Linked DNA regions of Homo sapiens: region 1 is linked to region 2. Evidence: chromatin loops called from intact Hi-C (ENCODE). Cell type or tissue: mammary epithelial cell. All regions are shown on one strand.

Region 1 (4,000 bases), 120 kb before region 2:
CAATCCCTTCAGTTTTTAAGGTTTTTGAATAACATTTTATTTTAAAGGTAGAAAACAAAATTATTTTTAAAATAAGCATATTTATATTTACATGATTTAAAAATGTTAATTATTGTAATAATAAGGATCACAAGTCATGCCAACAAATTTTCCCATTTTAGTATGTAATTCTTTGTTTTTTTCTAAAAGTGATATATAAAATTGAATTTCTGCACCGAAGAATATAATTAGAAACATGCCTTTTCACAGATGTGGACAGTGAGATGTAGAATACTGAGCCAAAACAACATGACCAAGGAGACATACACTTCTCAGTGGCAGGAGAGTATCTGACAGCAATAAAGGTTTACATGAATGAATATTTATTATGTCCCTAAGCACTTTACATGGATTATCTATGGTATAAGTAATAGTATTACCTCATTTTACAGAGGAGGAAACTGAGGCACTGAGTAGTACTTGCCTAAAGTGGTAGAGTGGAGCCTGAACCCAGGCACTTTCTTATTCTTAACAGTCATCATATCTTGTTTAAGGCTTTTCTACTTTGAATGGAATGTTAACTCTTTTATGGGAGGAACCACATCTAATATTTCTAACATATTTTTCAAATTGCCTTTCCTAGAACTGGTGCCTTGTAGATGTGCAATAACAATTTGTTTCTTAATTGATATTAGCGTCATCTAGGTACATAAGCAAAAACTCACTATGAAGATCATAGTTCAATTTCTAAAAAATGGCCTCACTGAAATGTATAATGTTACTTAAGTTTATCTCTTTAACATAACTATTGGGTGCTTTAAAAAATATCTGAAAGTGTAGCTGCACCAGAAACTTTCTGGAAACAATGGATATAAAACTTGCTTTAAGAAATATAGTGAAGAAGATAGATCTCATGTTAAGTGTTTTGATCACAATAAAAACAAACAAAAAGAAATATAGCAAAACATCAGAGACTAAATATTTTAAGTAATTCAAAATAAATTAAAAAAAATAAAAATTAATAACTAAGCATTATTATTTTATTATAATATTGACTGAATCTAAATTAAATGTCTGATATCCAAACTTCATTGAAATGGCTACCTGGAATAGTTCTGAAATTTGGGGCTGTTGTGAAATTTGCTATAAAGTATAATGTTTAAAAAAAAAGTACTTCCAACATGGTAGAATCATTTGTGCCCAAATCTCTTCTCCACCATCCTACTGTTGCCATGCATATGCCATCAAATTAGACTAAAATTCTCACTGTATACATAACTAAAAGATTCCATTGTAGAGTTAAGGAGTGGAAGGAGAGGGAAGAATGCAGGCTGAGAAAAAAGGAATCAGTATCTCTTAAAAGCAGTCAAAACATCTACATCATCAGAGAGCAGTCCTGTCTGCCTTTTTTGTTAGAGCATTGATTCATCATAGAAGCTAAAAGACACCTTCAGACATTAGAGAAGGATCTACTGGTCAGATAAGTTACTGTGGACCTTGGGGGAAGTAGATGATATCACTCCTGCCCAGGATGTTGGAACTAGGATAGAAATGGCTTGGGATGTGTTGATAAGTATAGCTCAACTGGAGCCAGTTTTTACCTACTGCATTCTTCCTTAGCCCAAAGGAAAGTAGTTATTTCCTAATGGTTTTTCAAAAAAAGTTTAATGTCATTAAATTCACAAAAGTTTTATATTCTAAATATTTGAGCTATTTATTGTATAACCAACCATTCCAAAACATATTGGCTTGAGACTACAATTTATTATTTGTTATGATTTTGCACATGGGCTGGGTCAGAGAGTTGGTTCCTCTACTCCCCAAGGTATCAACTGAGCTGATCATGTGACTAAATTCCACTGGTGGCTCAAATGAGGATGGAACACCAAGATGGCCCCACTCACATTGTATGGCAGTTGATGCTGACTGCTGTGTGTGGTGCCTCTCATCCTCCAGGGCCTTTCTTCCCATGTTACTTCCCCAGGTGCATAACCCAGGCTTCCTTACATGGTAGCTGGCTTCTGAGAGAGGTCAAGATGAGGAACTGCACAGCATCTTAAGGACTAGGCCTGAGAGTTACATATGTCCCCTCTACAACATTCTATGAGTTAAGGCAAGTCACCAGGGCCAACTCAGATTCAGTGAGTCTGATGAGATCAATAGAGAAGTCATATTGAAAAAGGACTTGTAGGATGGGAGGGCTTGTTGCTTTCATCTTTGGAACACTCCCATACCAAATAAAAGTAGTTGTGCAATAAATCTGAACTCTAGTTCAATACTATGCATGACTGTTTCCCTGTGGGGAATAGGATGAGTAATGATTTAGTCAGATGAGCATCTGCTTTCCATTGATGCAGTTCATTTTATTATGCAAATTCAGTGAATACAAAAGATATCTTCTTAGCCTTTGCATAAAAGTTTACTCTGAAGAGATCAGATAGGTCATTGAAGGCCCTCAATTCACTCATTTCTTCTTCTAATGAGTAAATACTGATAGACCACAAATTATAGGCTGTGTCAAGGGAAAAATCGAGGTCTGGCTAAAATTTTTATTACCTTGGTATGGCTTAGTGTTAATTTTCTCTAGCCAAAGTCATTAAATGAGCTAATATACCTATTTTGTATCACTAGGAAAATTTAAAATCAATAACTAGAAAAACAAAATAAAGCAAATAAAAGGCACTTTTTATGTATAATTATAGATTAAAATTAGGTGCATTTTTGTATGTGTTTTGTTTTTTGGCTGTTCATGATCTAAATCTGTTCATATGTCAAAGAATCCCTCATTATTCACATTTTGGTGGGGAGCGAAACTCAGCCTTCCCCTTGGCAGTTGACAAGGGTTACATATTATCTCTCCTGGCCATTAATGGCTGGATTGTTGGCACATGACCTAGGCCTGGCACAGACACACCAGCTCTAGAGGAAGTATGCAAAGATGCATACTTTCACTTAGAAATTGCTCATGGTGATGAGGATAAAGTGCAGAAACCCTGGGCATGTCCTTAGCTGAAGATGAATGAGGATGATCCAGGGTGAGGATGCCCCCAGACCATGCCTAGGTGTCCTGCTGCCCAGCTCCTTTAATTCCTGAGAAGTTTTTTAGCCTCAGGGGTTTTCTGAGTCTGGTTGTTTGGCCTTCCAATCTCATTTCAATAAATTATTTCTCTGCTTAAGTTATTTAGAACCAAGTAATATTGTAGTTTTACAACTATAAATTGTTCCACCTGACTAGGCAGGTGGAAAGTTTATTCATTTTACAAATAGTTATTGAAGAATTAATATGTAACAGGCACTGTACATACAGCATTAAAATAAATAAATAAATAGACAAAATCTTCTCCCCTCACAGAGCTGCGTTCTAGTCAGGGATCTGGGACAACACAACAGGAAGAAAACAAATAACAAATAAACAAGTCAAATGTACAGTATGTGATATTTACTATGGAATGCTCTGGAGAAAATGAAGCAGGGAAGGGGGACAGAGTGTTGGGGAGGGGCATTCGGTCAATGGGGGTTTTGACATTTTAAATAGCATGATTACAGGGCCTTCACCGAGAAGATAGCAGTTGAGCAAGGGAAGTAACTAACGGCTGAGTCAGAAGTGTGCCTGATGTTTCTGTGAAGAGAAGGAAGCCAGTGTGATTGGAGTAGCAGAAGAGACTAGAAGATGGGGATGAAGAAGGAATCGGGTGAGAGCAAAGGAAGGCCGTGAAGCCATTGTCAGAAATTTGTCCTTTATCCTGACTGAGCAGAAGAAACACTGAAGGATTTTGAGCAGAGGCATGTCTTGATTTCATTTCATTTTTAGAGGTATAGATAATTCAGGCTGCTATTTTGAGACTCGACTGAGAAGAGGTGTGTACTGGTAAGTGTAAAAGTGGAGAGACCACTAAATTACCTCAATACTTCCGGTTAACAGATATTAGGGACTTGGTCTAGAAACAGTGAGAATCGGATTTGTTTATTTGTTTTTTCCACTCTGGTTGCTTTTAATGTTAATTTAGTGAGTTTAGGAAAT
Region 2 (4,000 bases):
TAAACAAAATAATAAGAGCAACAGAAAATAATAAAGGAATCTTCATTCATAAGTAAATTAGTAAATCACCAAAATCCCTTACTAAAGAATCTGAAACATATTTACCAATTACAATAATACTTCCTCAAAATAAAAGGAAGGGGCTCAGCTTTGGCATATAGCTTCCCTAATTAAGAGTAAGATGCTGTTTGGGAAGAAAGTAAGGAATACTCCTAAAAATTCTTTACTTGGAGATAGGATCTTTTGCAATTTGAATGAGTTTCAGGAGTAATGTGGGTCACCATTTTGGATTTCTTAGACCATCAGCTCGGTGAGGTCAGGAACCATAATGTTTTTGTTAACAACTTTATCCCCAGTTTCTGGTACATAGTAAAGGCTGAATAAATATTTGTTGAATAAATGCCTGGAGTTGTTTCCCCTCCCACATAATGGCAAAAGTGGAAGGAGAAATGAAATGGCCATGTCATTTTAATTTAACCCAATCTAGTTTCACAACTAGTAAGAAACAACTGCTCAGCCACAAAGCAAAGTTAGCCAAACAGACATAAGTAAATATTTATCCATAAAACAAAACTATGAACCTAAGAGCACAACACTGATATGGGAACCTGCCAGGATGACCTGAACTAATCCCTCTAAAATGAAGGAGCAGCCAAACTCTGGGAGAGTTAAGGTTTGAAATTACTAAATCTCATGCTTTTAATCATTGTGTTAGGCTGCAATATTTTCTAAAGAAGACGAATTAATCTTCCCAATGACTAAATTACAATAACATACTTGTTGAAGGTAACATTTTACTAAAATACTGTTTTGCTCTTCTAAATGGCCCCAAATTAATCAGAATAACTTTTCTGATGCAAAATCCACAGGTTTAATAAAAAATTGGTGATACAGGTTACCTCTTAAGAGACCGTGAAATAGCTACTTGAGACAGTCAGGAAGTCAGTGTGGAACATTATAAAGATCTGAACCCAACTGTGTCTTATGCATTAAGCAGTCACAGAGTTCCACTGGGATTTAGAATGGACTCCGGATCTGATGACCTTGCCTTCCAAGAATATTTTTCCACATCTTAAATTCTATACTTGTTGTCAAGATCCAAGCTCATCAAAATTCATGACTCATTTAACAATAAAATCAATTCATTTGTCTTTATTTTATTACCTTATCTGTGTGGGAAAACTAAATTAGAGTCTTGTGTCAGCCAAGATCTTCAAGCAGAAGCCTATTTGATACGGACGTAGGGGATAAATAATAGTAGGTCTGGCCTACCTGTTAAACAACCAAAAATTACTCTAATGTAAGAAAGTTACATTGATTAGATTACTAAGATAACACTTACTAAGATTAGATTACTAAGACAACACATTACTAAGAAGTGAAAGGCTTGGAGCCATCATTCTACTTTGACAAAGGCTAGGGACAAAGGCTGTTCTGGGTCTTTGGCATCAGAAAGAAGCTCTTGGATGTTCTCTGAAGTATCAATATTAGCTATCCTAGCTTCAATTACCTTCATTCTCCATGTGGCTCTCTTCTAGTTTCAAATTTCCAAGAAAGAGAATTGGGTTGGTCCAACTTAAATTAGACATCTTTATCCTTGGTAAATCACCCTGGCAAGAGTTTCTTTGAGGCAGGAGGTGGTAGTGGCACAAACATAGCTATAGGGTAGAACTGTGAGCTGAGTCATTGCTCCAGTACATATTACTGCAGGGGGATGACCACGTGGTCAGTGCATGTGTTTGTGGGGGTAGAAGGAGATAGTGTTAAATTATTCTTGGAACGTGGCTTAACCACTGTTGGGTTTGCTCTATGACAAAATCAAGTGGCATAGTCATATCTGACTGATATGAATCAGCAAAATGGAAATGGGGCGAATTCTGCAGCCTTGACCTATGACTAGGTTTCAGTATTAGAGTTCTTTCCACCCTCTTTAAGCTCGTGTTGATAGAAACAGCCATCATATTTTCTTTGCTTCACATTTCTCAGGGTTACTTCATAAGAAGTGAGAGCTGATTTCCCATTGACTCATGCATTTCCATATTTAGCTCATTAGGTGCAGGAAGTCTACATCTTGTTGGTTCAATGTTTTCATTAGGAATTAGAAATTTTCAGCAATTACTTGCTGGACAATGCACAATCATATCTATATCTTTTACTCAAAATGGTATCTTCTGAACTTACATTCCAACATCTTGTAATTTTCAAATCTTTCCCATTTGTAAGGTGAAATGATCATAGTAATATACTTGTAAAACTTCCCTTATACATGAATATCAGAAAATATATGTGGCAAAGTGTTTTAGTTATCTATTGATTCATAATATTTTATTTCAGAATTGTCTCAAAAAACTCACACATTTATTATCTCATTCCATTTATTATCTCACTCTGTGGATCAGGAATGCAAGTACGCTTACATGAGGTTGTAGCGATGGTGTCAACTGACACTATGGTCGCATTTGAAGGCTCAGCTGAGAGGGGAAATATTTCCTAGCTCCCTCACATGGTTGTTGATAGGATTCAGTTTCTCATGGGGTATTGAACTGATGACCTCAGCTCTTTACTGGCTGTTGGCTAGAAGCCTCGCCTGTCCCTTGTTAAATGATTATCTTCTTAGGGAAGCTATGAAAAAAATCTCCATGCTAGTTGGCTTTTCTTAGAGTGAGCAAGTGAGAGAGCAAGAGGGTGCCAGGACAGAAGCCACAATGTCTTTTTATCCTAATCTTGTAAGTGACATCTCATCACTTACTTCTGCCACATTCTATTCATTAGAAGTGAGTCACTAAATTCAACCCACACTCAAAAGGAGGGGAACTCCAGGAAACAGAAATCATTGAGAGTTCTGTTAGAGGCTGCCAGCCACACCAGGGAACTGGAATTACAGGTATATTCTGACATTTAAGAAACAAAAGAAAATCATGAGATAAAGAATAATAAGGTAACAACATTCAAATCGAGGAGACTGAGAAAAAAAATGAAAGGAGTTTACTATTATGATTCTATTAACCAAGAAGAAAAGTAGTTTGATTAAAAAGACAGATTTTCATTGGCAAGCATGAAGAATTTCACATTTACATCAAATATTCACTTGGCCACAGATTTTTGTATTAATTTGAAGAGTGTGCTTAGCTGCCCTCTATAATGGGCAGCTTCCCAAAATGACTTGTGCTGATCAACAAAAAGAGTTAAGTAAATATACTGTCAATAAAGAGAAGCCTTGTAAAAGAAACTCAAAATGAAAAATACAAGGAAAATGTGAAAAAATTAACATTTTTAACAAAGCAAGTTTATAAGAAAGATACATAGGGAAAAAAGGCAACAATTTAATCAACTTACACTGTACAAAAGCAAAGTATTTTATTTCAAGAGATACTGGGCTTTTTCAGCTTTACAGGAAACTGGCCAATTATACCTCTTCATATGAAAAACAAAGATAACCAAGTCCCATGAAGATAAGCCTGGATAGACTGTATTTAGATACATTAACCTTCTTAATGAACTACAGACAGTCCCTGAATTAAATGATTTTTTTTTTTTTTACTTTATGGTGGTTCAAAAGCAATACACATTCAGGAGAAACTAGACTTCCAATACTTATACAACCATTCTGTTTTTCACTTTCAGTGAACTATTCAATAAATTACAGGAGATATTCAACACTTTATTAGAAAATAGGCTTGATGTTATATGATTTTGCCCAAATGTAGGCCAATATAAGTGTTCTGAACACATTTAAGGTAGGGTAGGCTAAATTATGATGTTTGCTAGGTTAGGTGTATTCGATGCATTTTCATCTTATATATTTTCAACTTGCAATGAGTTTATCAGGACATAACCGCAACATAAGTCAAGGAGCATCTATACTCTGATATGGATACCCAAAATGAAAGCTGTATGGGATGGGTGGTATAGCTGAGAAATAAACATAGAAAAAGAAAATGAACAGACACTGGAAGGCCAACTCAAAATATCCCATTTGGATATGTAAAAGTCAAAAAGA

The links. Peaks named below come from ENCODE experiments on the same cell type or tissue, not always from the same donor. Only the 100,000 strongest peaks of a DNase experiment are listed, where the experiment ranks them.
Region 1: it touches region 2 in a loop (7-fold over the local background); 1 of 110 quality-filtered maps calls a loop at or near these places.

Annotation. Positions count from the first base shown.
Region 1 is chr12:88,418,897-88,422,896 of GRCh38, reverse strand. LOC124902978 (a long non-coding RNA gene) reads left to right here and starts at 3,618. Exons shown (of 2, transcript XR_007063396.1): 1 at 3,618-3,847. RefSeq lists a silencer at 3,498-3,698. In mammary epithelial cell, no CTCF peak of the experiment used is centred here; a DNase peak (open chromatin) is centred at 2,276.
Region 2 is chr12:88,297,642-88,301,641 of GRCh38, reverse strand. No RefSeq gene overlaps it. Among named protein-coding and RNA genes, the nearest start is that of TMTC3, 160 kb to the right of the region's middle. In mammary epithelial cell, no CTCF peak of the experiment used is centred here; DNase peaks (open chromatin) are centred at 1,811 and 2,801; H3K27ac peaks cover 2,354 bases.